Regions from separate parts of the Homo sapiens genome. Here region 2 is linked to region 1. Evidence: read pairs that join two places in POLR2A ChIA-PET (ENCODE). Cell type or tissue: MCF 10A. All regions are shown on one strand. Links, peaks and the distances in the headings refer to the core of each region. The heading gives the core; the rest is flanking DNA.

Region 1 (12,534 bases), core at 1,693-9,692:
TGCGTCTGGCTGCCCTGCTTCTGGATGAGCCACTGACTGACGAATTAGCCTCGTCTCTCTTCCATGTTCTTTCCCTTTACTCCTTCCTCATCCCAAACCCTAACCTCCCTGCAGCTCCTGGAACCTGCTGTGCTCCCTTGCTGCTGTGCTTTTGTACACCTGTCACTGCTGTTTCAAGTCCCTCTCTTATTTTCTGGTATTGCTTCCTCTGGCCAAGTTTTGCCGAGGCTCAGCCTGGGTCAGCCTTCCCTCTTCTTGCCCGGGGTCCTAGCCCTTACTTCAGGTACTGTGCTGCTTCATCACTCGTCTAGATTGGAGAATCCTCCAGTGAATGGGGCTTGAGCTTTGATCCATCGTGCTGGGCACTAGTAGGTGCTCAATAAATGTTTATTGAACAACTGAAAACCGGGAAGTGAATGAATGGATGAACGGGGACACAGCAGCTCGCAGCGGGCAGCAGGAGGCGCTCGCCGGGAGGGTGCTCCTTCCCTTCAGCCAGCCGGAGTTCAGCCAGCGGGCCCGGCGGGAGGAGTGGGAGTGGGCCGGGGCCAGGGCCGGGGAGAGGGGCCATCCCCGCGCGACCCGCAGCGCCGCACAGCGAGGGGGAGGGCGCCTGCGGGGAGGACAGGGTCGGGGGAGCGCCCTTCCGCAGGCTCCTTTCATTCTTCCACTTAGGGGTCTCCAGGAATGAAAACTGGCCCCAGCCAGGCCAGAGCGCGCGAATGAAAGGCGGCACTGGGACCAAGAGAGAAGCTTCGTCCCGCCTGGGCTGCGGAAACTGGCGGCGCCAGGGGTGTCCCACCGCGCGGGCGTCCGAAAGCGGGGCAAAGGGGACAGCCTCGCCCCTCGAGCGGCTGCTCCCGCAGCTCGCTCACCCCTGCGGGTACGTCGTCACTCCCGCGTGCGGCCCCGTCCCGACTCTTGGATCGGACTCTTCAGTCCCTTCTTGCGTCTTCCCCTCTTTCCTCTGGGCCTTGGTATGCCCCAGGGGACAGATGTCTTGGGATCTTTAACATTTGGGATGCTGCAAATGCCGAAGTTAAATGAAATACCTCCGGGGAGGGCAGGCCGCAGGGAGGCTCGGGGGGAGGGAAGATGGCCTGGACAAACAGGTCCTGAAGCTGCGAGGCTGGAGTGGAGGGCGCAGGGGCAGGCGGGCGGCGCCAGAGCTCCATGGGACAGGTAAGCGGGAAAACTTCGGGGCACCCAGTGCGGGTGAACTGGGGCGGGGGATCGGGCCCCTGAACCCACGGTCTTCAGCCTTAGCGGAGGGTGCCCTACAGGGAATGGGGTAATTTTTTCAAAGGGGCAGGAATTCTGAGTTCCTACCAAAAATGCACATTTCCAGTCCCTCAACCTTTCTCCTTCGACCTTCTTCGTGCCTGTGGATCTTCCTGGCCAGGTTCCGGGAAGCCAGAAAGCAGCCAAACAAAAGGAGCAAAGTCTCGGGCCAGCCTGGATGTGGAGGGCGCAGTGGGGGAGGGGAGCAGGGTGGACAGGACAAAGGGGCTTTTTAGAGAAAGCCTAGAGGTCTCATTTCAGGGCGCATTCCAAGCTGGCTTGGAGTTCCCCTGTCCCAGCCCACTTCACCTTTGCTTAGTGGAGGCGAACACCTTTCCTAGTGAGCAGGGAGCAGACGCGAGTAAGAAAACAGTGAAGGAACCATCTCCTACCCCTCTTGCCTGGAGGGTCCCGGGCTATTTCACTTCTTCCTTTTTTCACTGTTGTCTCTAGCGCTGGCCATTGATTCCTTAATTCTTGAAGTAAGATTTTAGCAGTGCCTGAGACTACTTTGCTGGGGGCTGTTGGGGATGTGAAGATGGTAGGACGAGGCCCTTGCTTTAAAGAACTTCCAATCTGGTGTTATCAGAAGACCCTAAAAGAAGGAACTTTTTTTTAAAAAAAATGGAGAGTGGATGGCTACAGCGCTGGGGAAGAGTTTTCTGACTCGGGACTTTTCCTCAGGAAACGAAAACACTGAAGAGGTCCAGTTTCTCTTCCCTGGGGAAGGGCTCTTGTCTGCAAAGATCAGATTCCAAGTACTATAATGTTTTGCAAGGAAATACCACTTCCTCACCAACTGGTGGTCTGGACGGCACTCTGGGGTTTGGGGCTGGGGCATCAGTCCCCTGACTCCCCGGCCTGACTGGAGTGGGGAGCTGTTTCAGATTCCCAGCTGGCCTCTGGAGTGCCCACCTCCCCCATTGGTATTTTGAATTGAATGACATGGCCATCAGAGAGCTCCAAGGATGGCTCCCCGGGGTTCTTGGCAGGAGGTTTGGTTAGCCAGCTCCCTTCCAAACCTCAGATTCTGCAAGGTTGGGAAATATTGAGCGTGAATTTGGGGGAGCAAGGTGTTTTTGAGAATTCCAAAGGATCAATGCAAACAGTGAGATTGAGCATCTGTACTAACCTCCCCTGAAGTCAGAGATGGAGGATTACCTGAGGGCAGGGATTCTTAACTGGGTTCATTGGCATTAGGCATCTGTAGATGGAATTCAGAGGATGTGTAAACTAGGTGAGGCAAAAAAAGATATCATTGTTTTTCACCAACCTTTAACAGATTTTAACATCACCTTTAGTTATGAAGACAACAAATCACAGTAGCATTGGCAGTACCTGTGACTTTGCCATTAATAGAATTCATAGTTTCATATCACACTGCAGTCACAGCAGTCTTGAAATGTTGTTTACACTCAGCCCTTGTGTGAAATTACCCACTGCTAGACCCTGCTTAATGTTAATAAAGAAGCATATATATTGCTATGTTTTTATATTTTTAGAACTTTATTTCATATAATTGACTTTTTTAGTGATCTTCTTAATTTTATTTTATGCTCAAGAAATGTGAACTGTGAGCCAATTCACAGCTGGTAGAAACTTCCACCAACCCCCACCTGGAGCTGGAGATGGGCAAGGTGGAGGAAGGGCCGCTTATGCCCAGAGTCAACCCCTCTCTGTTTGACTTTGTAAGAAAGTGCCAAGCCTCTATGGGGAGGGACGGTGTGTCACGGAGGACTGGGGAAGGGCAGGGCTGCAGGCTCTTTGGGAGACCCAGAGAACAAGCTCCCAATGGGGCGGGGGGAGGAAGAACTGTCCCCTCTTAGGGCCCCTCAGCCTCAGCCTGGGCAGAAAATGAGGTGGTCAGCCTGGAGCACTCTGGGGCTAGCATTGTTTGGAAAAAGGGTGTGTACAGGAATGTGAAGGTGTGCTGGGTGTGTGTACCGGAGCAGTGGGGGATGCTGGGGGACTCCAGCCCCATGAGTTCCGCTCCACAGGAGATGCCTGGTGAAAGCAAACTTCCTCTGTCATCCCTGCACTTGGGGGTAGGGAGTGGGGACAGGACTTTTTAGGGGCTGGGGGAGGGGAAGCAATCCAGACATGTATTGAGGCACTGGAATCTGGGTCGGGGGAATGGTGGGAAGATCAGAGAGTGGGGGGAAAGGGAGGTGGTAAGATGAAGACTTGAGGGGTGCAGCCTGCTGGGGACAGGCCAGGCAACAGTCAGCGTTAGCTCTGCTTCCGCCTTGAAATAGGCTAGATTCCAGTTTCCCATTTGCTTGGGGGTCGGTGGGATGGGAGATCTTGAGGCTTATTTTTTATAGGAAATAAGTTCCATTTTGGTCTCTGGCTCCTTGCATTTGGGGAGTGGACTTAGGGTCTGGGGTCACAGTGGACCTCCTGTGGAGTAGGAAACAGGACTTGGGCTCAGGTCAGTGCCTGTCAGTGCCCCATGAACATGCGTTGCTGGGGGATGGATGTAAATAATCAACAGAGAAGTGATGGCCTCGATACCCTTGGGGGACAATGTCTGGGATAAAAAGAACAGCCTGATCCTCTCTCTCTAGGATTCTAGAACTTCTGCATATTGGAATTCCAGCTGCCTTGCCTGAGGTTTTAAAATCCTCACTCGGGAGAGATAAAACCCAGGCCTTGGTCTTCATTTCCATATGTGGGGAAGAGCAGTGACCCATCCCTGTCAGTTTGTAAATGTCCTGCTTGTTTTTTCCATGGACAGTGGACATTTCACCTTGCTTCCGGGGTGCTTAACAGGCCTCAATTTCTGGAAAGAGAAACTGAGGTCAAAGGAAGGCAGGGAGAGCCAGGGTCAGGACAGGAGGGCACGCAGGTACCTCACAGCTCAGAATGTTGTACTAGGGTCTCTTGAGGCCATGAAGACATGACTCTTGTTGTTGTCTTCTTTGGGGATTCCTCCATGGGAGCCCCTTTTTCCCTGCTACCCTCCTGCCCCCCGGAAGTGCAGAGGCCCAGGAGCTGCCTGCTGGCACCAGTTGCACGGGATTAGTTCAGGGAAGGACTTGCTCACCTGCTCCTCCCCTCTGACTCAAGTCATAACAAGTAACCTGGTTCCCCTGGCCCGGCAGCCTGGGAGGGACGGCAAGGTAGGCAGGTGAGCCGAGACGGACGGACGGCCAGCAGCTCCGTCAGCTGGAGAGAGAGCACAGGCCTGTGGCTTGGGAGACCCTGAGGCGACATGTGAGGGCCCTGAGCCCCCTGACTGGAAGCAGGGGCTGTTTTTCAACTCCTGGACTAAAGCCCAGAAGCAGGTGAGGGCGGGGGAGGTGGAATGGGTCTTTGGGGCTGAGAGCAGGCTGGCCTGGGAGTGGAGGAGCCCAAGCAGTGGCCATCACCCCCCTCCGACCCCCACCCCCGCCAGCCTATGTCTGGTGTGTAGGGATGACAGAGGGGTGCTGGTGGGCTTGGACGGGAGCCTGTTCTTGTGGTTGCCTAGGCCTTAGTTTCCACCAGAGGGAGAGCAAGCAGAGATGAGCTGGGACAGGCAGGCCTGAGACCTGGCTTTGGGGGACACACTTGGGATAGAGGAGGATCCCCCATGGCCCGGCCTGAGGGAAGGTGCTCTGGAGTTTCCCTCCCTCCCTCTGTGCCCCTTCTGGTCTCCTCTGCCTTTTTCTGGGGACATTGTTCAGCCGGGTGGGCTGCTTTTTAGGGCCCAGTACTGGAGCTTGAAGAGGCCCAGGAGGGATCCCTGTGTTAGGGAGGGGGTGGGGATGTTACCTGAACTGCCTTTATCTAAAAGCAATGCCTTAGACACTTAAGACTCATAGCCTCCTGGGTGGGGGTGGTGCCCTCGCTCTCACCTGTTGACTCTGGGGCAGGTTCCCTACAGCTGTGGAGGGCGGCCTCGGCAGAGGCAGATGTGAGGGTCCGCTATGTGGCTGTACGGGTTTCCTTCTTGGCCTGACATTGACCAAGAGGTCGAGATTCAGACCGGGGACCTGGAAAGGCTTTAGACACTGTGCAGTCTTTATTGTGCACAGGAGGAAAGGAAGCCCCGGGAGGCCTGGTGACTTCCCCAAGGTAGTACAGACCGCAGCAGAACCAAGCCTTGAGCCCACAGCCAGGGGCTCTGGGCATCTGACGCTGTTCTCTTTGCTCTACTTGGGGCAGCAAGTCATCCCAGAGAGGACCCAGCATCAGGCTGGGACCACTGGGAAGATCAGTGCCTCCCCTTTGATGCTGGCAGTCAGAGACTGGGCTGAGCTGGGAGAAGGGGAAGCTGGCGGAGACGGGAGGCGTGCTAAGGTACCCCTCTGTCCCTGTAAGTCCCCACTCCTCTGCAACAGTCTCAGAGCCCCTGAGAAGCAGGGGCTGAGTTGGCCCAACTTTCCAAGGCAACTACTTAGTGGTTAATAATTAATTAGCAAGCGTGACTAATTAATGGCTTCCCCTCCCACATTACTTCCTCCTCTGTGCAAAGCAGACACACTCAGCATGCTAGCTGAGACCACCTTGCTTCCTACCTCTGGCTGCACCCTGCTCTTGGCTTCTGGGGAGGGTGGGAGGATGGCTAGGGTGGGTGGGAAGGGGTGGGGGTGAGCTGCCTGCTCCTCTGTCCTGTTCTTATCTCTACGAGGGATAGAGTTTGGGACAGATGGACAGTGCAGAGCTAATAGTCATCCTAAGTATCCTGCGGGGTGGGGTTCCAGAATATATGGCCAATCTTTCAGAACTTTGGCATGTTTGCAAAGGCCTCCCATAAAGTTAAAAAAAATAATTCTCCCATGCATTCTCTAGACTTCCTTGAATAATTGAAATTCCAAAGTGCAAGGTACATGTTGCTTTCAGGGCTTTGTGTTTGATTGTTGCTGCCTGTGGTTGCTGTGTTGTTTATGTAGGTCTATAAAAGTTCTTGATCGTCCTGCTCTTATCATCTTGATGGGTGGAGAGGTATCACCAGGGACCTGGCTGACAGCAGTCCCCTCTCCCTGTTGGCCTTGCTTTGTTACCAGCTTTCCCAAGGCCGACTTTTCTGTCGTGTTGGCTGCCTGAGGAGGGGTGGAGCTCACCTCCCCCACCCTGCGGCCCCGCGCTCTGAGGAGGCAGGATAGGCTCCAGACAGAAACTCGGAAGGACTTTTGGACTCTTGCTCAATGGGCTGACTCAGTGAGGAGGTGGCTGAGCTCTCTTTCCAGACCCAACCACCTGCATGGGCTCCGCCCACCCCTCCCACCCCTGCTGCAGCCAGCAGCTGCCAGGCCCTGGCCAGCTGGGACCCCAACCAGGGGTGTGGGTTGGTGAGGAGGGAGAGGGGGTGGGCACAGGTGTTATCTGGGTGACTGGTCCCTAGCTGAGCCGACACAATGGGATGGCACCTGTACCACCCAAGTGTTCTCCACCCCGAAGCAGGCAGAGGAGCAGGTGATCTCCTTTCTGTCCTTGCACAGCTTCTGCTCTAGTCACTGCTTGCCCCTCTCCTGTCAACTCTTGGCAACCCTGATAGACACAGCCCTGGGTCTCCCCTGGCTGTGGGGTGTAGGGGATCTAGGCTGATTCCCCTTCAGTGGTCTCCCAGGAGTAATTGATGGCTTGAAAGTTGTTTGAGGGCTTTGGGACAGCTCTCTGGCATACAGTGGCTGCACATATCTGCAGATGATGTGAAGTTCAGAGTCCAGGGCGCCAATTCAGAGAGTGGGCGTCCTGGACTTCGGAGGCCCCAGACCAGGGCCTTGGCCATGTGCCTGCCCACTTCTTGAAGTGTCCTCAGCCACTGGGGCGTAGGACATGCCTCACACCTCCTGGGTTCTTGGGTTGAGGATAGCTGTGTCCCATAAAGATGTCTTCCCCTTCCTCCTTTCTTTTTTTTTTGGAGACGGGGTCTCTCTGTTGTCCAGGCTGGAGTGCAATGGCGTGAACATGGCTCACTGCAGCCTTGACTTCTCCAGGCTCAGGCAATCCTCCTGCCTCAGCCTCCTGAGTAGCTGGGACTACAGGTGCACACCACTATGCCCAGCTAAGTTTCATTTTGGAGAGATGGGGTCTAAGTTGTCCAGGCTGGTCTTGAACTCCTGGGCTCAAGCTATCCTTCTGCCTTGGTCTCCAGAAATGCTGGGATTACAGGCGTGAGCCACCATGCTGGGCTTCCTTCCTCCTTTCTTTGTTATCCCATCCCATTTTTTGTCCCCTTCCTTTTTATCCTGTCTCTGCTCTTTTCCTTCTTGCCCTTCTCCCCAGTCGAGCGGTTCTTGTGGCTACCACAGCTGTCGACCCCCTTAGGCCTAGAGGACTTTGGCCCAGAGGGGAGTTAGGCTGGGCCCCTGAGAGCCCACTGAGAACAGGGTTTGCTGGTGAGGCCCACAGCCCCTTCTCTAGGTCAGCACCCCCAGTGCCAGAATCTCCTGCCCCAGATGGTTCCTGAAGCACAGTCCTCCCTTCCACTCCCCTGCTCTCAAGCATCTATTCAGCTTTTTGTAACCAAGATGGTTCATATCTAGCTTTTTTGTTATTGTTCTCTTTTCTCTTTAAAGCTGGGGAAGCTCCAGGCTACCTACACAACCTGGCCCAGGCTGGTCACGGTGTCCCCCCTCCCTGCTCTGTGCCCTCTCCTTCCAGAAATCCACCATGGAGAGTAAGGATGAGGTCAGCGACACCGACAGTGGCATCATCCTGCAGTCTGGTGAGTGTTCAGGGAAATCCCCCTGCCCTAGTCCCTAGTCCCTGGTCCCTGGTCCCTGGCCCTGACTCCTGAGTCCTGAGCCCTCAGGCACTAGGGCTGGCTGGGCTGAGACTCCCAAGGGCTGAGAGGAAGGGGAGGGAGAGGCCTCTGCTGGGAGGAGGGGGAGGTTCTGGAAGGGCTGGAGCCTCAGGGACATGTGGAGTTTTCCTCCCTGGAGAAAACTGGCTTGGAGTTTTGGTTCTATCTGGAAGAGGGATCTGCAATGTTCAACTTTAGCCCCAGCTGAGAAGTTGAAAAATCTCAGGCAGGCACAGTGGCTCATGCCTGTAATCCCAGCACTTTGGGAGGCCAAGGTGGGCGGATCACAAGGTCAGGAGATCGAGACCATCCTGGCTACCACATAGTCCCAGCTATGTGGGAGGCTGAGGCAGAAGAATCGTTTGAACCTGGGAGGCGGAGGTTGCAGTGAGCCGAGATCGCGGCATTGCACTCCAGCCTGGGCGACAGGGCAAGACTCCGTCTCAAAAAAAATATATCATCTGGCCAATGTGAAGGTCTTGCCTCTCTGTTTGGCCAGACCTGTGGGCCTAGTCTGGCCTAGTCTTGACAGAGGACAAGAAAGAAGAGGCTTATGTGTGTGTGCAAGAGAGAGGGGTAGTGGGGAGAGGGAGAGAGAGAGACAGGAAGAAGAAGGAGAAGGAAAAGAGGAAGAAGAAGGGAGGAGGAGTGGGGGGAGGACTGCACCGGCAGAACTCCCTCCCCTGCACTCCCCCACCATAGGTCACCTGGTGGGACGACCCTCCCTTCTGAGTTGTAACATTTGTGCAGCCAAGAGACGTGGTGTTTTGTGGCTGTGACACAGGCCACAGCAGCCAGCCTGCAATTTGTGGGCAGGCATGAGATGTGTGTGTGTGTGTGCATGTGTGTGCATGTGCATTCCCCTAGGGGTGGTCAATAAGTAACGGAGGAGGCTTCCATCTTCAGCCTCCCTGAGCATGTGCCCCCCAACCCTTGCAGGCCCCGACAGCCCGGTCTCCCCAATGAAGGAGCTGACCCATGCAGTGCACAAGCAGCAGAGGGCCCTGGAAGCGAGGCTGGAGGCCTGCCTGGAGGAGCTGAGGAGACTCTGCCTTCGGGAAGCGGTGAGGCCCCAGCCAGCACACACAAGCATCGGGTTCATCTCAGGAGCTGTGGAGCCACGTGTGGGGATGCGGGAGCTGGGGAGAGGGAGCCCCATTCTTGAGGGAATTCTGGACATCAGGCTGGGGGCTGGGGCCCAGAGTCCCCATGATGCAGTGTTTGACCTTGTGCTGGATGGAGAAGAGTCAGACCCAGGCAGGGGCCCAGGCACAGAGAACAAAGTTCATCAGGGGCTGCAGAGGGACTGCACAGACATAAGTGCATATGAGTGCTGTAACCCGGGTCGGTGTAGCTCTGGAGGAAGTGATCAGAAAGAGGTCTGAAGGGAAAGGGGAGGAGTGCAGAGTGGGTCTGAAGACAGGAGAGACAGTGTGGAGGATGGGATGAGGTGGGGTGGAGGGTGGTCCCACCAGGGCTTCTATGGAAGGCAGGCACATGCAGTGCAGGGGCCAGTGAGCCAAGTCTGGGCAGGTGGAGAGGACCTGGCTGGTCTCTGCTTCCTCCCCAGGAGCTGACGGGCACCTTGCCAGCGGAGTATCCCCTCAAACCAGGGGAAAAGGCCCCCAAGGTTCGCCGCAGGATCGGAGCGGCTTACAAACTGGATGACTGGGCCTTGCACAGAGAGGTGAGGAACCTCAGGAAGCTGCCAGTACCCCTCGATCCCCAAAGCTGATCACTGAGACGCCACACCTCAGCTCAGTACCCTGGCAGGTTCCCTTCCACCCTTTCACACCCAGTGAGGGTGCTTGGCTGCCTGTTGGTGAGAGACACCATGAATATGTAGCCCAAATGGCTGTGGAGAAGGGGCGCCACTAAGGAACCGAGAGCTGGGAGCTCAAGGGAGGACACTGGGTTTGACCCCATTGGGCAGAAGATCAGTTAAGAGCACCAGCCACCAACCCAGCGGGCAATAGCCTGCTCAGACAGGTTACTCTGGCCCCTAGGGCTGTCCTCCTTTCTCAGGAGGAGGTGGGGGCAGTCAGGCCCTGGGTGCCCTTCCCCTGTGGCGTCAATGGCAGCAGTTTCCCATGGGCCAGCCTGCCCCACCCTTTGGGGTCAGGAGGGAAAGTGTCCCACTTGGGTTCCCACCCTGCCCGGTTCAGCAGGTGGGCTGGTGGGTGGGTGCCCATGCCAGCTTTTCAGGCTGACAAGTTTGCTTTTCGGCTCCTCCCACTCCTTCACCCTCTGCTCCACGTCCGTCCATTGGTGCTGCTGTCTGCCTCTCTTCTGTCCTCAGGGCTTAGGACTGGGACCTAGAGCACTGTGTCAGGGCTGCTGTCCACCCTCTGGGCCCCCAATCTCCCTGCCTCTCTCTAGCCTCACTCCTGCCCCCTCTCTCAGGACCCCCTAAGCAGCCTGGAGCGCCAGCTGGCCCTGCAGCTGCAGATCACAGAGGCAGCCCGTCGGCTGTGCCTGGAGGAGAACCTCAGCAGGCAGGCTCGGCGGCAGCGGAAGCACTCCATGCTGCAGGAGGAGAAGAAGCTGCAGGAGCTCCAGCGCTGCCTGGTCGAGCGGCGGCGCAATAGCGAGCCACCTCCGGCTGCTGCTCTCCCCCTGGGCCGAGGTGAGCCGGCTGCCCTGAGGGGGGCCATGCTCCTTAAATGAGCTTTTGAGGGATGGTGGGCGCACAGCCCCGTGCCACTGCCTTTGCATTTGGCTCCAGCTGGGTAAAGCTGATTCTTGGGTTCAGCTCCACCCCATCCTGATTCTCTCCAACTCCAGCAAGGCTTCCCCATCCTGTGAGGTCTTCTTCTCCGTCTCCTTAGAAAACACCCTACTCTCTCCTTCCGTATCCTCCTCAAAATACACTACCTTCAAGAGACTTCCTACACAGAGATATTTCTCAGCTGACCCTGAGCTGAATCCAAGGTGTATTCAACTGGGTAGCCCAGGCTGGCCCCGCTGCCCTCCAGGCCCACAGGGTGATGGCATCTCTGGGTCAGGGTAGTGTGAGGCTCCCGTGAGCCCAAGGCTCTGAGTTGATGTGTAGTCCCCTGGCCTGAGTTAGGCAGCAAAGGGTTTGACGATTGCTATGTGTTACTGATCACTGAATTGTTTCAGGGGCCCACAGCTACTTAGGAGATGTTCAGGTTGAAATCCAGCAGGACTGGTGCCACACCCCACAGCCCCTTAAGTATCTACAACCACCCTGGTCAAGGGTGGGATCCTTCCATGTCTGTTCTCTGCCCTCCTTGTGTCTGTAGTTCAATCCCTGAGCTCCTTGGCCCAGAGACTAGTGGCCGTGGGGGCACCTAGTGAGTTGTTGATGCCCAGGTGCTGCCACATCACATCAGTGTGTCCACCACAGGTTAGCTTCCAACAGGTGGTTCTGAGCCCTTAGGTGTGACTGTTTTCCTTTGTCCTGACCCAAGGCCAGCCTGTCAGGTCAGGACTTGCATCTCTCCATTCCAAACCCCACCGCAGCAGGCCCATGACTCAGCTCTGCCCCCCGTCTCTCACATGGGACCCAGACCTCCCTGGCTGCCTCAGAGGGAACCGGGAGGGAATGAGGCCGTGGCCCTGCAAAAAAAAATCCAGAATTGGATTCAGAGGTCTCGGCCTTCATTCACATTCTCAGGCTCCCATCCCTGCATATCGTGTTGGCTTTTTGCCAAGACTACTCCTCAGCCTGGGAGCAGTCATGGGGAAGCTGGAAAGCCCTTGCTAGTCCCTGTGCCCTGCAGCCTATGCCTCAGGCAGGGAGTTATCTCAGCACAGGTCTCAGAAGTCCCTGCTCCTATCCATGGCTTTTAATTTAGGGTAGAAAGTGCATGACCAGACACCACCCAGGTCACCTCCCGCAGCCAAGAGTAGGTGATAAAGGAGGAGGTGCCTCCATGTGACAGTTAACCCAGTAAACTCAGAAGACAGTGGGGCTGACCCAGGGAAAATGGCCAGACCTCTGTCCGGTTCCAGTGGTTCTGGCTTGGCCGCAGAACAACACTCCCAGTCTCTGAGGCTCTAATGGAAGACAAGTTCTACAACCTTACTCCACTCTCAACAGGGATCCCAGGACTTGACAGCAACCTTGAAAGGTAGCTGCTGAATTGGACATGGAAGCCCCTAAGGGCCAACTTGCTCTGTGCCTGCAGGGAGAGGTCAGGGTGGTGAGATATGCCCGTTGGTTGCAGCGCCTCCTGCTCCCCGGTCCAGCCTCACACTGCTCAGCAGCCTCCCCTGCCCACCGGGGCTGCCATTGCTGGGAGCTTCTGCCCATGATGGGTGGCAGGGGAGTGTCACCCTGATGCTGCCATTGTGACCCATAATGCTTCTTGTTGGGAGTCGGGAGCAGGCCAGGACTGGCCTGGGGCTCTGTGGAAGGCAGGAGGATGAGGTTCTGAAACCTTGGAGCCCTCAGTACAGGTGAAGACAGAGCTGTGGAGAGGAGACAACTGGTGTAGTTGCTGACTTTCCCACATCAGGAATCAAGATCCCACTGGCCAACTTCAGGCCCTGGG
Region 2 (12,534 bases), core at 1,964-9,963, 53 kb before region 1:
TTTATAGTTTTGGGTTTATATTTAATTCTTTAATCCATCTTGAGTTAATTTTTTTATATAGTGTAAGGAAAGTGTCTGTTTTCCATCTTCTGAGTATGGCTAGACCGTTATCCCAGCACCATTTGTTGAATAGGGAGTCCTTCCCCATTGTTTGCTTTGGTCAGCTTTTTCAAAGATCAGATGGTTGTAGATATGTGGCCTTATTTCTGGGCTCTCTGTTCTGTTCCATTTTTGTACCAGTACCATGCTGTTTTGGTTACTGTAGCCCTGTAATATAGTTTGCAGTCAGGTAACATGATGCCTCCTGCTTTGTTCTTTTTGCTTAAGATTGCCTTGGGTATTCAGGTTCTTTTTTGGTTCAATATGATTTTTAAAATAGTTTTTTTTAGTTCTATGAAGAATATCATTGGTAGTTTAATAAGAATAGCATTGAATCTATACATTGATTTGGGCAGTATGGCTATTTTAACAATATTGATTCTTCCTGTCCATGAGCATGGAATGTTTTTCCATTTGTTTGTATCATCTCTGATTTCTTTGAGCAGTGTATTGTAGTTCTCCTTGTAGAGATCTTTCACTTCCCTGGTTAGCTGTATTCCTAGGTATTTTATTCTTTTTGTGCCAGTTGTGAATGGGATTGCATTCCTGATTTGGCTCTTGGCTTAACTGTTGTTGGTGTATAGGAATGTTAGTGATTTTTGTACATTAATTTTGTATCCTGAGACTTTGCTGAAGTTGTTTATCAGCTTAAGGAGCTTTTGGGACAAGAGTATGTAGCCTTATGACCATCTTAACTAAAAGAAGGAAAGAAGAAGCTTTTAAATGAATTAATCTGGCATCATTCCTGAAATATGGTGACAGATTTATTGCTGTTTAATCGTCATGAACTCAGAAAGACATAATCTTCATAAGTTTTAATTACTGGGAAAATTATTTCTTACTCTACTGACATCTTGTGGCCAAATAGTACAATTAATGTTATTAGGATGGCTATCTTACCAAAGTCCTTAAAATATTAACTTATTTTCTGTTCAACAGATAATTATTGAGCACTTAAGCAGTATTTTTTCAAAATATAATCAGCTTTCAGTTAACTAGGCTAGTAAAATGGAACCTAGCACCAGTACTTAAAAACCAATTTTATACTTTGGCTTTAGAAAGTATACCATAAAGATAAGTATAAAGAAGAAATATAAATCACAATAATCTTACTAATCAGAAATATTGTGTCAATGTTTTGATGTTTTACTGACTGTTTTTTTTAGTACGTAGATTCATTCATTTGTACATTCATTTAATAAATATTTATTGAGCACCTATCATGTGCCAGACACTGTTTTAAACACTGAAGATATAATGATGAGCATAAACTTTGTCTTTTTAGACTTTATCATCTGGAGGGTAAGATGAGGAAACTTGGAGAATGTAGTAATAGATAAATCTGGGAAGAGAAAAAGGGACTGTACCAAGTAGCCTCTTGTAAGCCATAGTAAGATTCCCTTTACCTCAAGAGCAATGGAAAGAGAGTTGCATTTTGAAAAGTTTGTTTTCTTAGCAAGCCAAAGAAAAAGCTATTGTGTTCCAAACAAGGCAAAAATGTTTGAATCAGAGCAGTTATGATGGAGAGAAGTTGGTGAATTCCAGAAATATTTAGGATGCAAAATCTGCATGCTTTGGTGATGAATTGGACATGGGAGAAAGAAGGTGTCAAGGATGACTCCTAGGTTTCTGGTTTGCACACTGGGATAGTGGTGCCATTCAGTGAGATAAGGACTGCAGTAAGATCACATTTGTAGGGAAGGTCACTATTTCAATTTTGGACATAGGCCTTTGAGATATCCAAAAGAAAATGCTCGGTAGGCCACTGCATATATAAGTGCAGTCAGTACATTTGAGAATCATTTAGTAGCTGATGGACGTAGGCATGGCAGTGTTTCAAAGAGGGGCGAGATCAGGAATATCAAATGCAGCTGAGAGGTCAAGTAAGATGGGAAATCTGTTTGATTTAGCAACATATGTACATCATTGGTGACTTGAGCAGTTGCTGTTAGGGGAATGATGTGACTCAGTGCCAAGACTGAAGTAGATTAGAGAGTAAAAGTGATGAAATGGAAAATGTCAGTAGAGGCCTGCTCCTAAAAGAAGTTTGTGAAGAGGTAAAAAGATGGTGGGAATGAGGAGAAACTAGAGAATAGTTATTGAGTAAAGGTTTTGTTTCATTTATTTTGATGGGAGGGATTTGAGCATGTTTAAAAGCCAAATAGGAAGGATTCTGTTGACAGGGGAAGGATACATATGTAGGAGAGAAAAGTAGGATTAAGAATATAATGGCATTCACAGCAATTTGGATGGAATTGGAGACCATTATTCTAAGTGAAGTAACTCAGGAATGGAAAACCAAACATCATATGTTCTCACTCATAAGTGGGAGCTAAGCCATAAGGATGCAAAGGCATAAGAATGATACAGTGGACTTTGGGGACTCAGGGAAAAAAGCAGGAGGGAGGTGAGGGATAAAAGACCACACATTGGGTACAGTGTACACTGCTTGGGTGATGGGTGCACCAGAATCTCAGAAATTACTTAAAGAACTTATTCATGTAACCAAACACCACCTGTTCCCCTAAACACCTATTAAAATAAGAAATAAATTTTTTAAAACTGTAAAGTTTCTGAGAAGTCAAGCAGGGATGAGAGCCACTGCATAGCCTTTACGGATTATAAGCATTCTTATTACTTTTTTTAGTCACAAATTTTAATGGCTGCTTCAATTAGTATGTATCTGTATATCAACATTCTAAAATTCTGAGAATTTACAGTAAAAGCAAACATGAAGGTAAAGTAGAAACCTACCAAATGCTCTTCACCACTGTGCATTATCTTCTGTAATACTCCAGACTCTTACACTCAGCCACCTACAAGACAGGTCCACTTAAATGTCCAGTGAACATCTCAAACAATGACTCTAGATTCCTTTCATTACCTGTTTCTCCCAGTCCTTTCTATCTCACTATTAGTTGCTCGAGACAAAAACCTAAGAGTCATCACTCTTGATTCTTCTCTTTTCATCACTTTCTTTTTATTTTTTTTTAGAGACAGGGTCTCACTCTGTCACCCAGGCTGGAGTGCAGTGGCACAATCAGCCAAATCCTGGGCTCAAGCTGTATTCCTGCCCTAGCCTCCCAAGCAGCTAGGATGACAGGCACGTGCCACCATGCATAGCTAATTTTTAAAATTTTTATAGAGGCAAGCTATGTTGCCCAGGCTGGTCTCAACCTCCAGGCCTCAAGCAGTCCTTCCTCCTCAGCCTCCTCAAGCACTGGGATTACAGGCATGAGCCACTGCGCCCAGCCTCTTTTCTTCACTTTCTACATACACGATAGCCTTCCAGAACTATCAGATGAGAGATGATATTTGAAAGTCACCAACTTAAATATGAGAAAACCAAGAGAACGCATGAGTTCTAGTGGAGAGCATATAGAGTTTAAGGATTATTCATAATTAGCAAGTAGGAAGAAGGCAAGACATTAGAAAATAACCATATCCAGGATAATCTTAAAAACTTTAATATGAAATAAGACCTTATTAAACATTAATAAATTTGATAGTAACTATTTTATTAAATGCCAAACACCCAAAATTTAGAAAACATATTATTTTAAATAGTTATGAAAACAGATTTTGTAGTTTTTAAAAATTTACCGAATGCCTAAAATTGAAATAATTCTTCATGCTTACAGCTTTTATTTTATATGCATTTTAAAATATAAACTTGTAGTAGAAATGTGCTTTTGAGGACCCTTAATCCTTTCTCTTAATTTTAAGCCATTTAAAAAATTATTTACATTTTAAAATAGTAATAATAAAAGGTAACATTGTTGACTTATTGATAACTTTTCAAAGTTAGGTAGATACATTCATTGTATAAATAATGTTTTGTACATTTCAAAATTATTAAAAATTAGCTATAAAAATTTAGTTTTGGTGTTATTTAGCACCTGTATTACTGGTGAGTTTAACATTACTGAGCACATACATATAACTTTTTTTGTTTAAGACGGAGTCTTGCCCTGTCACCCAGGCTGGAGTGCAATGGCATGATCTTGGCTCACTGCAACCTCTGTGTCTTGGGTTCAAGCTATTCTCCTACCTCAGCCTCTCAAGTAGCTAGGATTACAGGCACGCGCCACCACACCCGGCTAGTTTTTTGTATCTTTAGTAGAGACGGGGTTTCACCTTGTTGGCCAGGCTGGTCTCAAACTCCTGACCTCGTGATCTGCCCACCTTGGCCTCCCAAAGTGCTGGGGTTACAGGCGTGAGTCACCACGCCCGGCCAAATAAAGTATTTTTTTAACACTACATCCAGTTACGTTTTGGAGAAATTTCTAGGGATCTGAGTAGAGCTTAGTTATGTTTTGAAAGTGATAACCCCTCTTTAGAGTGTCAGATGATTGAATAACTTTTTAAGTTGCTTATATTTACTTTGGAATGAAAGTGCCTTATATATTATCTCAGTGTTCTACACAGTTAGAGGTATTCATGCCTGCTAGATCAATTGGACCACCATTTTAGAACTATAGAGCAAATGATCAGCAAGAGGTTTTGAATAGTTATAATTTTTACCCACAAGAGTTAATATTCCATCCCATGTTTAATAGCCTACTATAGTGAATATACTCCAGTGATGAATGAATGAGATTTAAACCTATATTTTAAAACAATAAAATTCTGTTTATCATGAAGTTTTACCTAATGTAGGCTTTCTCTTAAATTTCCTATATAGAGTAATTATTTGGTGTTCATGGCGGAACTGTTCTGGTGGTTTGAAGTGGTGAAGCCGTCTTTTGTACAGCCTCGTGTTGTTCGTCCACAAGGAGGTAATCAATCTTTTTAATTTTAAATGTTCCTATGAACAGAAAAAAATGGAATGTTGATATAACCTTACCTGGTTACATTTTTAGAAATCAGCCTATTATTTTTTTTTTAGATTTCAGCTATTACACTTGATAGATTCTCCTAACCTCTTAAAATGGTTAGAGGAGAAGAAAAAGAAAATGGAGGGAATGGCTTTGAATTTGAAGTCTTATGATGTGGAACTTTTAGCTTTAACTGTCCATTTCTTTTCTTTGCATCTTTTATCGTTATCCCAGCTTTTATTCCCTTTTAGATTCTTAGTTTTTAACATTGTGTTACCCAGAATCCCCACAAATTATTGTTTGGCCTTAACCCGCAACTCGAATTTGCCATTAAACTATAAAAAGGTTTGTATGGATTTTTAAACCTAGTGGATTTTATGACTATTATATCATGAACTATTGATTGTACATAATAAGAATAAAATTAGTAAGAAATAAGGGGGTTACTGTAAAGACCCCTAGATATAAGGAACAAAAAATCTTCCTAAATTTTCTGTAAAGCAAAATTTCACATAGCAAAACCAATTTTCTCTTGGCTCCCATTATAAAACTAGAGGTTTATTTCTAGGCTGGGTGCGGTGGCTCACGCCTGTAATCCTAGCACTTTGAGAGGCCTAGGCGGGTGGATTACCTGAGGTCAGGAGTTTGAAACCAGGCTGGGCAACATGGTGAAACCCTGTCTCTACTAAAAATACAAAAATTAGCCGGGCATGTTGGTGCATGCCTGTAATTCCAGCTACTCGGGAGGCTGAGACAGTAGAGTTACTTGAACCCAGGAGGCAGAGGTTGCAGTGAGCGAGATTGCATCACTGCACTCCAGCCTGGGTGACAGAGATGAGACACCATCTCAAAAAAAAAAGAAAAAAAAAAAAAACTAGAGGTTTATTTCTATAGGGGGAAAAATGATCTTAAATTATAAGCTTAGCCCACTAAAGAACTTTCTTCCAGCATAACTTATGGAAACATTTCTGTCTGCTACCAATAGCTGCCCTACCCAACGCAACACATGATCATTGTGCATCCCAACTACTTAGCAGCTTTCCTTGGCTCCAAAGTTTGTTATTTTTGTAACTGCTACCGTTACCTGCACCTCCCCGCTAAACCCCCAAAAAATAAAAGAAGAGAAAGTGATCAGGAAGGAGGAAAAACATATGTAGCCAAAGGGGAGGCATAGTCTAGTGAGTACAATGAGGTTACTTCAGGCAGCCCACCGCATCTCAGGCAAAAATCTGTGAAATAAGCAATAATTAGAGTATTGCTAAGCTTCTTAAGGCAGATTCTGAATATCGAGTCACTATATAACATTATATAACTTCTTTACATGCCTATAAAAAAATTGAGATGCTCCCCTAAGTCCATTGAATGAAGTCAGATATTCTTAGTAATTTTCATAACCAATATTTGTATAATTTTTAAAAATTATTAACAGGGTTTTCACTACATTGCTTTCTGTGATTTCACCTGTGAAGCTCACTATTCAAAATACCAACAGCTGTTGCATCAGATCTCAAAGTCAAAAAGTAAATTGAGTCTTCCTCCAGAGTTACTTACAAAAATAAAAGTATACCAGCAGGTTTAATTATTTTCTAAAGAAATTCTGTTTTTCTCTAATTGACCAAAATACCAGCTGTTTCATAAAGAAGCAGAGCTGACCATATGTATCTGAAGTTCTATGAAAGCTTTCACAAAACTAAACGCTCAAACTTATTTTTGTTTTTTTTTTGTTTGTTTGTTTTTGTTTTGTTTTGTTTTGTTTTGTTTTTGAGATGGAGTCTCGCTCTGTTGCCCAGGCTGGAGTGCAGTGGCACAATCTCGGCTCACTGCAGGCTCCATCTCCCAGGTTCACGCCATTCTCCTGCCTCAGCCTCCTGAGTAGCTGGGACAACAGGCGCCTGCCACCACGCCCGGCTAATTTTTTGTATTTTTAGTAGAGGTGGGGTTTCACCATGTTAGCCAGGATGGTCTCAATCTCCTGACCTCGTGATCCACCGGCCTCAGCCTCCCAGAGTACTGGGATTACAGGCGTGAACCACCACACCCAGCCACTTATTTTTGTTTTAAATACATGTATTTATTTTATGTTAGGCTTTTTCCCCCTAATTATCCTTAATCAGATGAATTTTTTAATTTAAGAAATTTTTGGCTGGGCGTGGTGGCTTACGCCTGTAATCCCAGCACTTTGGGAGGTTGAGGCGGGCAGATCACAAGGTCAAGAGTTCGAGACCAGCCTGGCCAATATGGTGAAACCCTGTCTCTACTAAAAATTCAAAAATTAGCTGAGCGTGGTGGCGGGTGCCTGTAGTCCCAGCTGCTTGGGAGGCTGAGGCAGGAGAATTGCTTGAACCCAAGAGGTGGAGGTTGCAGTGAGCTGAGATCGCGCCATTGCACTCCAGCCTGGGTGACAGAGCGAGACTCCGTCTAAAAAAAAAGAAAGAAAATTTTTTTTAATTTTGAAATTAAGTCTGAATACTTCAAAAAGATCTTAAAGAAACTTGACCCTTTGAAAATTATTTAAGAAGAAAACTTTATGCTATGATTTCTCAATACGTAGAAAGGGAAATAGAAGTTAAATTTTGTTATAAATTTGCTTATGGTCCAGAATTTTTCATAGAAATATGCTAATTTGAGGGTGTTTTTAAAAATCTTTTATTCCAGCTGAACCTGTAAAAGATATGCCTTCAATTCCTGTCTTGAATGCTGCCAAAAGAAATGTCTTAGATAGTAGTTCTGACTTCCCTTCAAGGTAAACTCCACAATGACTTTATTTTCACCATTTCTATTCTATTTACTAATTAAATTACATAATATTATATTACATTAAATAAGGTTTTTAAGAATTTCAGTTGGATTTTGAACTGTTATAATTAGCTTACCCTATTAAAGCCTGTTTTAACTTAAATATAAATTGAAATATACACTGAAATGAATGTTTATGTACCACACTGAAAAGATGGGACAATATATTCTAAGTTCCCAATAACCAACCTAAAACCAAACTTTTGATGCATAACTTGTTCATAATTGAGAACTGTCTAATAGGTAACTCTTAGGCCTTGGAGGGAAATTTTGAAATTCTATTAGGACTTTTACATATTTTATTATTTTAAAAATCTTTGAAGGTTTTTCCTGCTTTTTTTTTTTCTTGTTAGGATAGCTATTGAGAGATCACAGTGTTACCCACACAACGGGTGGGTTTGGTCTCTTGGCAGATGACAGTCCAAAGCCACAACCAAGGAGGATTTAACAAGACGAGGATTTTATTACTTGCAGCAAGTAAGGAGGACACCGGGAATAATTCCCCAAAGCAGTGCCTCCTCAAGCAGAGGTGAAAATAGGGCTTTTAGTAGGCTGGTTAACTGTATCATTGTGTGTAGAGGTGGAGTAAAGGCAGTAAAGGCACAGTCATCAGTCATGCTTCTGCATACTGGCATGTATAGAAAATGCGGAATAAGCTCCTCCTTGGATGGGATTTTTAGTGTGGTAATGGTAATACATTTCCGTCTCAGGCATCTCTACATCCACCCAGCTTGTGTAGTTTTTGTTTTGTAATGTGGGGTTGGGCTGCTTCCTGGAAATTTCTCAAACAATAAAAATTTCAAGGTGCAACAGTTACAAGCAGGTACCTTTTCACAGTGTGTACCTGAAAACCCAAGGACCCTGGGTTACAACAATAGAATATTTATTACAATATTAAATCTTTAATGTTTTAGTACATAGTATTAGGAACTAAACTGAAAGCAAAGTAAAAATGTCCTATCATATTAATACCTAGATAATCCTGACTTCTCACCCAGGTATATGATAGGGACATTAGTTTGTTTAAAAATGTATTTCAGCAGCTCCTATAAGCAGCTTTTTATTTGAATCTATTAGAACCTACAATTTATATTGACTTTGGACTCCCTAATCTATCTGATTTTTTACGTTAAAACTAATGTCTTTTGTGGGTTTTTGGAAATTCAGACACATTAAAAATACATTTCAAAAATTATGAGTAAAACATTCAAAGTAATTTCTGTATGAATTCTTGGCTTAACACAAAAATATGAAATTTAGCAGGCATGGTGGGTCAATAGTGACATTTCCTTCCTTGAAGATTTAGAAAACACTCAGTGTTCTAGGTCATCACTCTTGCTCTATTAAATCTTTAAATTCCACTTTCAAAGTGGAGGAAAGTAAAGCTTTCCACTCAAAGATTAGATTATTCCATAATTATTCTAGGAACCTAAATGGACAGTCTCCCACATTTCTGAAAAATGTTTTAATTCATGTCCTCTGGAAAACTCATCTCTTTTCTGTCTCTCAGACATCTCAGCAGCTCATTTTTCCTATTTTTCCCAGCAGAAACTCTTTTTATAATGCAGATGGATGTCTACATTCTTTTCCTTGAAAAGTTATTGTGTAGCCATTATTCTAGGCTATTCTGAGTTCCTAGTCATCCTCTCATTTCTATAAGTCTCCATATGGTCCATTGTAGTTCTCCAACACTGTGGAACTTTTGAGAAAGAATTGAAGTATTTTTACCCTTCCTGGGAATAATGTAGCCACATCTCAAATGTTAGTGAACCTAAATAATGATTTTATGAGAAAGAAAAAAACAAAGGACGAAGACAGACAAAGCAAAAGATGTTTTCAGCAGCTACTCCACACACTTGGCTACCAGCTGTTGGAGATATACAAACAGGTCCGTGAGCAGAGAGGCTGTCAAGGTATTTTACTAGGGTTTATTATACCTATAGTTTTTAGAGATTAGATTTGACCAAAGTATTTCAAATTGGTGAGTTTCATTTTACTTTTTTATATATCAGTTTTTATGTTTATAAAAATGAAAATAATTCATATCTCACAAAGACATTGAGATGTATATGAAAGTACTTCAAGTTGTTTGGCTAAAAGACATAAAATATATATAGATACATACTGTAATCACAGCCATTCTTTGGTTTAAACAATATGTTTCCATATTTTTAAAATTTAGGTTGTAGAATGAGAGGTGGTAGTGTTGTTTCTAACTTAAGACATTCTACCTAAATTTATATTAAACAGCTAAAATATAACATTTTAAATTTATTTTCCATTGCAGTGGGGAAGGAGCTACATTTACACAGTCTCATCATCATTTGCCTTCTAGGTATTCACGTCCCCAGGCTCATTCTTCAGCCTCAGGTAATATATTTGAAAAAGCCTAGGAAAATACTCTTTTAAGTAGGTTACCTGGGAAATGATTGACAGTAAATATAAATAAACAAATATCCAGGGTTTTTTTGTGTGTGTGTGTGTGTGTTTTTTTGTTTGTTTGTTTGTTTTCTGAAAAATGGCTATTATAACACACTAAAAGCATGGTCAGTTTCACTGTGGTTGCTTTTCTTGATAAAATTATCTCTAATTCTCCTTATGTACCTATTTAATTTGTATTGCTATTAATGAATCCTCAAATACATGAAATCTCCTAAGTTGCTATAAGTTAATTTTTTTACATGATTTCAATGGCTTTTTCTTTTTTGCATTTGAAGGAGGAATTAGAAGGTCTTCATCTATGTCTTATGTTGATGGCTTCATAGGGACATGGCCCAAAGAGAAAAGGTAAACAAAGAGAATTACTTTTAGTGTATTCAGATTATTAAGAAATGCAAATTGCATCTGTGTCTCTCTTTTATTGATAACCAAATTGCTAAAACTTTTAATTAGTTCCTAAATTTGAAAAAGGCAGTATAGGCAGATGATAGAGATGTAAAAGAGGCTAACTTTAAAAAGTAGCTAGATAGCCCTCCCCTTACCTTGAAGACAGTATGATTATGAGAACTGGGGAAAGAAAGGAAATGTAATTTCAAATAATTCTTGTTAAATGATACTAAAAATCATTTCTAGGATTTTTAAAGGATTTTTCTCTTTAACTTTTTTTTAGATCATCAGTGCATGGCGTATCATTTGATATTTCTTTTGATAAAGAAGATAGTGTACAGAGATCCACTCCAAACCGAGGAATCACTCGTTCTATTAGTAATGAAGGACTTACTCTGAACAACAGTCATGTATCTAAACACATTAGGAAAAATTTGTCCTTCAAGCCAATAAATGGAGAAGAGGAAGCAGAGAGCATTGAAGAAGAACTTAATATAGATTCTCACAGTGACCTCAAATCTTGTGTGCCCCTTAACACAAATGAACTAAATTCTAATGAGAATATTCATTACAAGCTTCCAAATGGAGCTTTACAAAATAGAATACTTCTTGACGAGTTTGGCAATCAGATCGAGACACCAAGCATTGAAGAAGCATTACAAATAATTCATGATACTGAAAAATCTCCTCATACACCTCAGCCAGACCAAATTGCTAATGGCTTCTTTCTTCATAGTCAAGAAATGAGTATCTTAAATTCAAATATCAAGTTAAATCAATCTAGTCCTGATAATGTAACTGATACGAAAGGTGCCTTGAGTCCCATAACTGACAATACTGAAGTAGACACTGGAATTCACGTTCCTTCAGAAGATATTCCTGAAACTATGGACGAAGATTCTTCGTTGAGAGATTATACTGTAAGCTTGGACTCTGACATGGATGATGCATCTAAATTTCTTCAGGATTATGATATTCGAACTGGCAACACCAGGGAAGCTTTGAGTCCTTGTCCAAGTACTGTAAGTACCAAGTCTCAGCCAGGCAGCAGTGCTTCTTCTAGTTCTGGAGTTAAAATGACCAGCTTTGCTGAACAAAAATTCAGGAAACTGAATCATACCGATGGAAAAAGTAGTGGAAGCAGTTCTCAAAAAACTACACCAGAAGGCTCTGAACTTAATATTCCTCATGTGGTTGCTTGGGCACAAATTCCAGAAGAAACAGGGCTTCCACAGGGACGGGACACTACCCAGCTGTTGGCCTCTGAAATGGTGCATCTTAGGATGAAACTAGAAGAAAAGAGGCGTGCTATAGAAGCCCAGAAAAAGAAAATGGAAGCTGCTTTTACCAAACAGAGACAGAAAATGGGAAGGACAGCATTCCTTACTGTAGTGAAAAAGAAAGGGGATGGGATATCTCCTCTACGAGAGGAAGCGGCGGGTGCAGAAGATGAGAAAGTATATACTGATCGAGCAAAAGAAAAGGAATCACAAAAAACTGATGGACAAAGGAGCAAGTCACTGGCAGATATAAAAGAGAGCATGGAGAATCCTCAAGCCAAATGGCTAAAGTCTCCAACTACACCTATTGATCCTGAGAAGCAGTGGAACCTGGCAAGCCCCTCAGAAGAAACTTTAAATGAAGGAGAGATTTTAGAATATACCAAATCCATTGAAAAGTTAAATTCATCCCTGCATTTTCTACAACAAGAAATGCAACGCTTGTCACTTCAGCAGGAGATGTTAATGCAGATGAGAGAGCAACAATCTTGGGTGATTTCACCTCCACAACCCTCTCCACAGAAACAGATTCGAGATTTTAAGCCTTCTAAGCAGGCAGGCCTGTCATCAGCCATTGCACCATTCTCCTCAGACTCCCCTCGTCCTACTCACCCATCTCCACAGTCTTCTAACAGGAAAAGTGCATCTTTTTCTGTTAAAAGTCAAAGGACTCCTAGGCCAAATGAGTTAAAAATAACACCTTTGAATCGAACCTT

What was found. ChIA-PET counts read pairs that join two places held together with the same protein. Peaks named below come from ENCODE experiments on the same cell type or tissue, not always from the same donor. Only the 100,000 strongest peaks of a DNase experiment are listed, where the experiment ranks them.
Region 2: POLR2A ChIA-PET joins it to region 1 with 19 read pairs; 5 of 35 experiments call an interaction of 5 or more read pairs at or near these places.

Annotation. Positions count from the first base shown.
Region 1 is chr1:200,890,520-200,903,053 of GRCh38, forward strand. INAVA (innate immunity activator) reads left to right here and starts at 4,381. Exons shown (of 10, transcript NM_001142569.3): 1 at 4,381-4,568; 2 at 7,788-7,936; 3 at 8,954-9,078; 4 at 9,585-9,701; 5 at 10,418-10,640. The coding sequence starts at 7,882. RefSeq lists enhancers at 4,275-4,785, 4,786-5,297, 5,298-5,808, 6,532-7,119, 7,120-7,709 and 1 more and silencers at 482-601, 612-731, 822-1,116. In MCF 10A, for the core only: a CTCF peak has its summit at 4,760 (motif pointing right); DNase peaks (open chromatin) are centred at 4,362, 4,802, 5,032 and 6,382.
Region 2 is chr1:200,837,211-200,849,744 of GRCh38, forward strand. It overlaps CAMSAP2 (calmodulin regulated spectrin associated protein family member 2), which reads left to right. Exons shown (of 17, transcript NM_203459.4): 7 at 4,784-4,877; 8 at 7,572-7,659; 9 at 10,000-10,082; 10 at 10,430-10,499; 11 at 10,822-12,534. Among named protein-coding and RNA genes, the nearest start is that of GPR25, 30 kb to the right of the region's middle. In MCF 10A, for the core only: no CTCF peak of the experiment used is centred there; a DNase peak (open chromatin) is centred at 5,691.